Regions from separate parts of the Homo sapiens genome. Here region 2 is linked to region 1. A link is an interaction called in ENCODE POLR2A ChIA-PET data of the cell type or tissue named here. Cell type or tissue: B cell. All regions are shown on one strand. Links, peaks and the distances in the headings refer to the core of each region. The heading gives the core; the rest is flanking DNA.

The links. Peaks named below come from ENCODE experiments on the same cell type or tissue, not always from the same donor. Only the 100,000 strongest peaks of a DNase experiment are listed, where the experiment ranks them.
Region 2: POLR2A ChIA-PET joins it to region 1 with 6 read pairs; 3 of 35 experiments call an interaction of 5 or more read pairs at or near these places.

The regions. Positions count from the first base shown.
Region 1 is chr5:157,322,772-157,325,689 of GRCh38, forward strand. CYFIP2 (cytoplasmic FMR1 interacting protein 2) reads left to right here. Exons shown (of 31, transcript NM_001037333.3): 16 at 1,150-1,303; 17 at 2,711-2,867. Among named protein-coding and RNA genes, the nearest start is that of FNDC9, 21 kb to the right of the region's middle. In B cell, for the core only: CTCF peaks have their summits at 536 and 1,651; a DNase peak (open chromatin) is centred at 1,647.
Region 2 is chr5:157,421,760-157,424,677 of GRCh38, forward strand. All of the region lies in intron 1 of NIPAL4-DT (NIPAL4 divergent transcript), which reads right to left. It also overlaps the pseudogene RPL26P18. Among named protein-coding and RNA genes, the nearest start is that of NIPAL4-DT, 37 kb to the right of the region's middle. In B cell, for the core only: no CTCF peak of the experiment used is centred there; no DNase peak of the experiment used is centred there.

The DNA.
Region 1 (2,918 bases), core at 419-2,918:
TTGCTGGGAGGTTGGAGTGTCTCAGAGGTGGCCCCCGGCAGTCGCGGCGGCTTTCCCACCGTATACAATACCTCTTGCTTTTCTCTCTCTCTCTCTCTTTCTCTCTCTCCCTCTTCCCTGTCTCTCCTGCCCTCCCATTCCCTCTTCCTTCTCTCCTATCTATGTCTTAGGCCTGCCAGTGGTCCCCGAGGGCTTTGTTTCACCCCACTGGTGGCACACAGGGCCGAAGAGGCTGCCGATCCCTGGTATCACACCGCCTGGCTGGGTTGGTTTGGGTACCCTTCTCGAGGAGGCAGCAGGAATGGACTAGCCTGGCTCCTCAAGGCCCCTTCCAGCCCTAAGATTCACAGACAAATGATGTGGAGAGATCTAGATTAGCAAAGAGAACCACCCCACCGCACTTGCATCCTTTGCACTTAAGGCACCCTGTAAGCGGGAGTTAATTGTCTAGTAGCCTCCTGTGTAAGTACCAATGTTAACCCGCCTTCCACCCTGAACTTCAGCAGGCTGTGCAGTGCAGCTGATGCCACCAAGGGGGCGCCATCGCTCAGCCATGGGGTCAAAACGCTGAGGGTCAGGAACAGGTGTGGGAGGGGGTTCGTTCTGATCTTATCCCATTTCTCAGTTCCTCAGAATGTTAGTGCTGAAAGGGACTGGTGTGAGAAGGCATCTGGTCCAACCCCCTCATGTTACATGAGACAACTGAGGCCCAGAGTGGGGGCTTTGTTGCCTAAGGTCACACAGCAAATCAGCAGCAGTGCCTGGCCTTGAACCCCGGTCTTTTGACTCCCAGTCCAGTGCTCCACCCATGGCATCTGTGGCCCTCTGGGAAAGCAGGGAGTGACTCCAGGGTGACACGTAATGAGGTTCTCCTCTGATATACACGCCCTTGGCCAAGCAGAGCAGGGAGCTACCTGGTGTGGCCAGGTCCACTGGCCCAGGGATGCCACGGGGCCCGGGTTGGCCATGAAGGTTTTCACAGTTCCACATTTATTTCTCAAACCTTAAACTGGTGCTTCCTTAGGACAGTGCTTTTTAAGAGCAGACATCTGCAGAAAAAAAAAAATACATAAATACAACATGAAGCAACCTTTTTCCCCGGGGTAGAGGGCCAGCTTCTGACCTTCTCATCTTGCTTTCTTTTTCAAGCTGTACATGGTGCGGACCATGCTTGAATCACTCATTGCAGACAAAAGCGGCTCCAAGAAGACCCTGAGGAGCAGCCTGGATGGACCCATTGTCCTCGCCATAGAGGACTTTCACAAACAGTCCTTCTTCTTCACACATCTGCTCAACATCAGTGGTGAGCTGCATCCCATCCCTGCTAAGGCATGGGAGGAGGGGATGAGGGCTCTCAGAGCCGCTAAGACCACCAAGCCAGGCATTGCAAAGGGACGTGACCGTTGACCCTAAGGGGCACATATCACCACCAAGGAAAAAACACATACACTTTCCAGTGGGCTTTTGGAGCTAGGAAAGGCCAGGTTCAACTCAGCTGTTCTGACTTAGCTAAATTTGTCCAGGAGATACTTGTGGCTAATTTGTCATAAAGTCCTTAGTAGAGCGGGATCAAAAACAAGAATACGTACATACAGACACACGGATGCTAGACTTTTGCTACTCAGCCGCAACCAAGCGCTAATTAGTACTTGCTGCTGCCAGCAGGGGAGGCTCTCGAGCTGCATCCCAGTCCTGTGTTCTTCACACTTCCTCTCCTTTTAGTAAGATGTATGTCCAGAGCAGAGGAAGAGTAGTATCTCAGGAACATGAGTCTTCATATGTCTGCTGGCATTGACAAGAGTGATTGTAACAAACAGTACAAACTTCTCCATTAGAGAGTAGCCCGGGAAGGGCCTTCAAGGTCTCTAAACTGTATGGGATCTGGCAATTATCACACGCGAGGAGTCAAGGAGCCACAATCCAGTTGAAAGTGGGCACTCGGGGGCCTGTCTTGACACTGTGTTTGTATAATGAACACACTTTTTTTTTTTTTTTTGAGACGGAGTCTTGCTCTGTTGCCCAGGTTGGAGTGCAGTGGCACTATCTCAGCTCACCGCAACCTCCGCTTCCCAGGTTCAGGCTGGAGTGCAGTCGTGTGATCTCAGCTCACCGCAACCTCTGCCACCCAGGTTCAAAGAATCCTTCTGCTTCAGCCTCCCGAGTAGCTGGGATTACAGACATGCACCACTGTGCCCGGCTAATTATTTATTTTTTTAATTTATTATTATTATTATTTTTTGGTATTTTTAGTAGAGACGGGGTTTCGCCATGTTGGCCAGGCTGGGCTCAAACTCCTGACCTCAAGTGATCTGCCTGCCTCAGCCTCCCAAAGTGCTGGTATTATAGGCATGAGCCTCTGCGCCCGGCCACGAGCGTACTTTTCATGCTTAGGTTGCAGGTTTTGTAGGAGAGTGATGGCTTTGTAGGAGAGGGATGGGAACTATAGGGGCATCTAAAGCTCTAAAACATCACTGCCTCCTCTTCTCCCCCACCAGCCCACAACCACTGCCTCTCAAGCTTAACAAATGCTTGAGAGGCAGTAGATGTTAGGCTTGCCTTTAAGTAAAAGAGAGCAGGATCTACTAATCAATATTAGTACCTGCTACATACCTAACACAGTGACAATAACAATGAAAATTAATAAAAACAATGAGAACTAAGGTCTTTTAGTTCTAAAAGTAACCAAAGGCTCGTTCCCTTATGCTTTCAGAAGCCCTGCAGCAGTGTTGTGACCTCTCCCAGCTCTGGTTCCGAGAATTCTTCCTGGAGTTAACCATGGGCCGACGAATCCAGTTCCCCATCGAGATGTCCATGCCCTGGATTCTAACGGACCATATCCTGGAAACCAAAGAACCTTCCATGATGGAGTAAGAGGCAGGATTGGGCCAGCAAGTGGCTCCTGGGGTACAAGTAGAGGG
Region 2 (2,918 bases), core at 92-2,591, 99 kb after region 1:
TCCAATTAAAACACACAGACTGGCAAATTGCATAAAGAGTCAAGACCCATCAGTGTGCTGTATTCAGGAGACCCATCTCACGTGCAGAGACACACAAAGGCTCAAAATAAAGGGATGGAGGAAGATCTACCAAGCAAATGGAAAACAAAAAAAGGCTGGGGTTGCAATCCTAGTCTCTGATAAAACAATGAGAACACCTGGACACAGGAAGGGGAACATCACACACCGGGGCCTGTTGTGGGGTGGGGGGAGGGGGAAGGGATAGCATTAGGAGATATACCTAATGTAAATGACGAGTTAATTGGTGCAGCACACCAACATGGCACATGTATACATATGTAACAAACCTGCACGCTGTGCACATGTACCCTAGAACTTAAAGTATAATTTTAAAAAAATTAAAAATGAAAAATAAACTCATGAGTCAACAAACTGCAGCCCTTGAGCCAAATTCAGCTTGCTACTCATTTTTCTACAGCTAATGAGCTAAGAATAATTTGTACAGTTTAAAATAGTTGAAAAATTAACAGGAATAATATTTCATGATATGTGAAAATGTTATGTAATTTACATTTTAGGGTAATAAATTAAGTTTCACTGGGGGAAAAAAAGTGAGGGAGATATTAAAAGATTCCCAGATAACGCTTTTGCAGCCATCACCAAAGTGGGAGCAACCAAAACAAAGTTCAATCCCTTTGTGACTTCCAACCGAAGGAAGAATTGCAAAAGGCATTTCAAAGCACCTTCCCACATTCCCAGAAAGATGTCTTCCCCTCTTTCCAAACAGCTGAGACAGAAGTACAACGTGTGGTCCCTGCCCATCCGAAAGGATGATGAAGTTCAGGTTGTATGAGGACACTATAAAAGGTCAGCAAATTGGCAAAGTAGTCCAGGTTTATAAAAGAAATATGTTATCTACACTGTATGGGTGCAGCAGGAAAAGGCTAATGGTGCCACTGTCCACATATGCATTCACCCCAGCAAGGTGGTTATCACTAGGCTAAAAACAGACAAAGACCACAAAAAGATCCTTGAATGGAAAGCCAAATCTCACCAAATGGGAAAGGAAAAGGTCAAACACAAGGAAGAAACAATTGAGAAGATGCAGGAATAAAGTAATCTTATACACAAGCTTTGATTAAAATTTAACAACTGAAAAAAAGAGATTCCCAGATAAATAGAAGTTGAGGGAGTTTGTGACCACTAGACCTGTCCTGCAAAAAAAAAAACTAGAGGGAGTCCTACAGGTTGAAATGAAAGGACACTAGACAATAACATGAAGCTATATGAAGAAATAAAGATCTCAGCAAAGGTAAAACATGGGCAATTTTTAAAGCTAATATTCTTGTAAGAATTATCTGTAACCACATTCTTTGTTTCCTGCATGATTTAAGAGACTAAAAATTATTACTAGTCCAAAAGCTAGTACAGTTAACCCTTGAACAACATGGGTCCACTTATATGTGGATTTTTACTTTTTTTTTTTTTTTTTGAGACAGGGTCTCACTGTGTCACCCAGACTGGATTGCAGTGGCACAATCATAGCTCACTGCAGCCTCAACCTCCCAGGCCCAGGTGATCCTCTTACCTCAGCCTCCCAAGTAGCTGGGACCACAGGCATGTGCCATCATGTCTGGCTAATTTTTTTGTATTTTCTGTAGAGACAGGGTTTTGCCACGTTGCCTAGGATGGTTTATGAACTCGTGGACTCAAGGGATCCACCCTCCTTAGCTTCCCAAGTGCTGGGATTACAGGCATGAGCCACCATGCCCAGCCACATATGGATTTAAAAAAAAAAAATTATTGGAAAACTTTTTTGAGATTTGCAACAATTGGAAAATAATCACGGATGCATTGCATAGTCTAGAAATATAAAAAAGTAAATGTTATGAATGTATAAACTATAAATAGGTGCTATTTTATCTCTTCTACCATAAAATATATAGAAATTAGAAAAAGGTAAAATTTATGAAAACTTACACACTTACATGCCATACATTGTGCCATTTGCAGTCAAGAGAAACATAAATAAAGATGTGGTATGAAATCATAACTGCATAAAATTAACTGGAGTACATACTGTACTGTTGTAATAATTTCATAGACACTTTCTGTTGCTGTTGCAGTAAGACCAAGTATGGTGAGTATCTGCTTAAAATGTTGTGTGATGCTTTGCATCTCCATGTGAACAGTTTGTCCCTCTAGTAAATTGCATATAGCAGTAAAAAGATCTCCAGCAGTTCTCATGTATTTTTCCTTATGTTTAGTGAAATACTGTAAACCTTCAGTAACAACCTGAGGCCCATACAAAATGCCACTAGTGATGCTGGAAGTGTTCAAGAAGCTGAGAAAAATCTTGACATTACAAGAAAAAGTTGAATTACTTGATACGCATAGATTGAGGTCTGCAGCTGGGGTTGTCTACCACTTCAAGATAAATGAATCCTACATTAGGACTACTGTTTAAAAAAAGAAGCTAAAGCTGCAGCTATGCCAGGAGTCATGAAAACCTTCCTCTCTGTACAAAATATTTTATCTCATGTTGAAAATGCAGCTTTTATGTGAGTACAGAGTTGCCAGAAGAAAGACATACATGGATATGGTTCCAAGATGGCCGAATAGGAACAGCTCCAGCCTACAGCTCCCAGCATGAGCAGAAGATGGGTGATTTCTGCATTTTCAACTGAGGTACTGGGTTCATCTCACTGGGACTGGTTGGACAGTGGGTGCAGCCCACAGAGTGTGAGCCAAAGCAGGGCGGGCATCGCCTCACCTGGGAAGCGCAAAGGGTTAGGGAATTCCCTTTCCTAGCCAAGGGAAGCCGTGACAGATGGTACCTGGAAAAATCGGGACATTCCCTCCCTAATACTGCACTTTTCCAAAGGTCTTAGTAAACAGCACACCAGGAGATTATATCC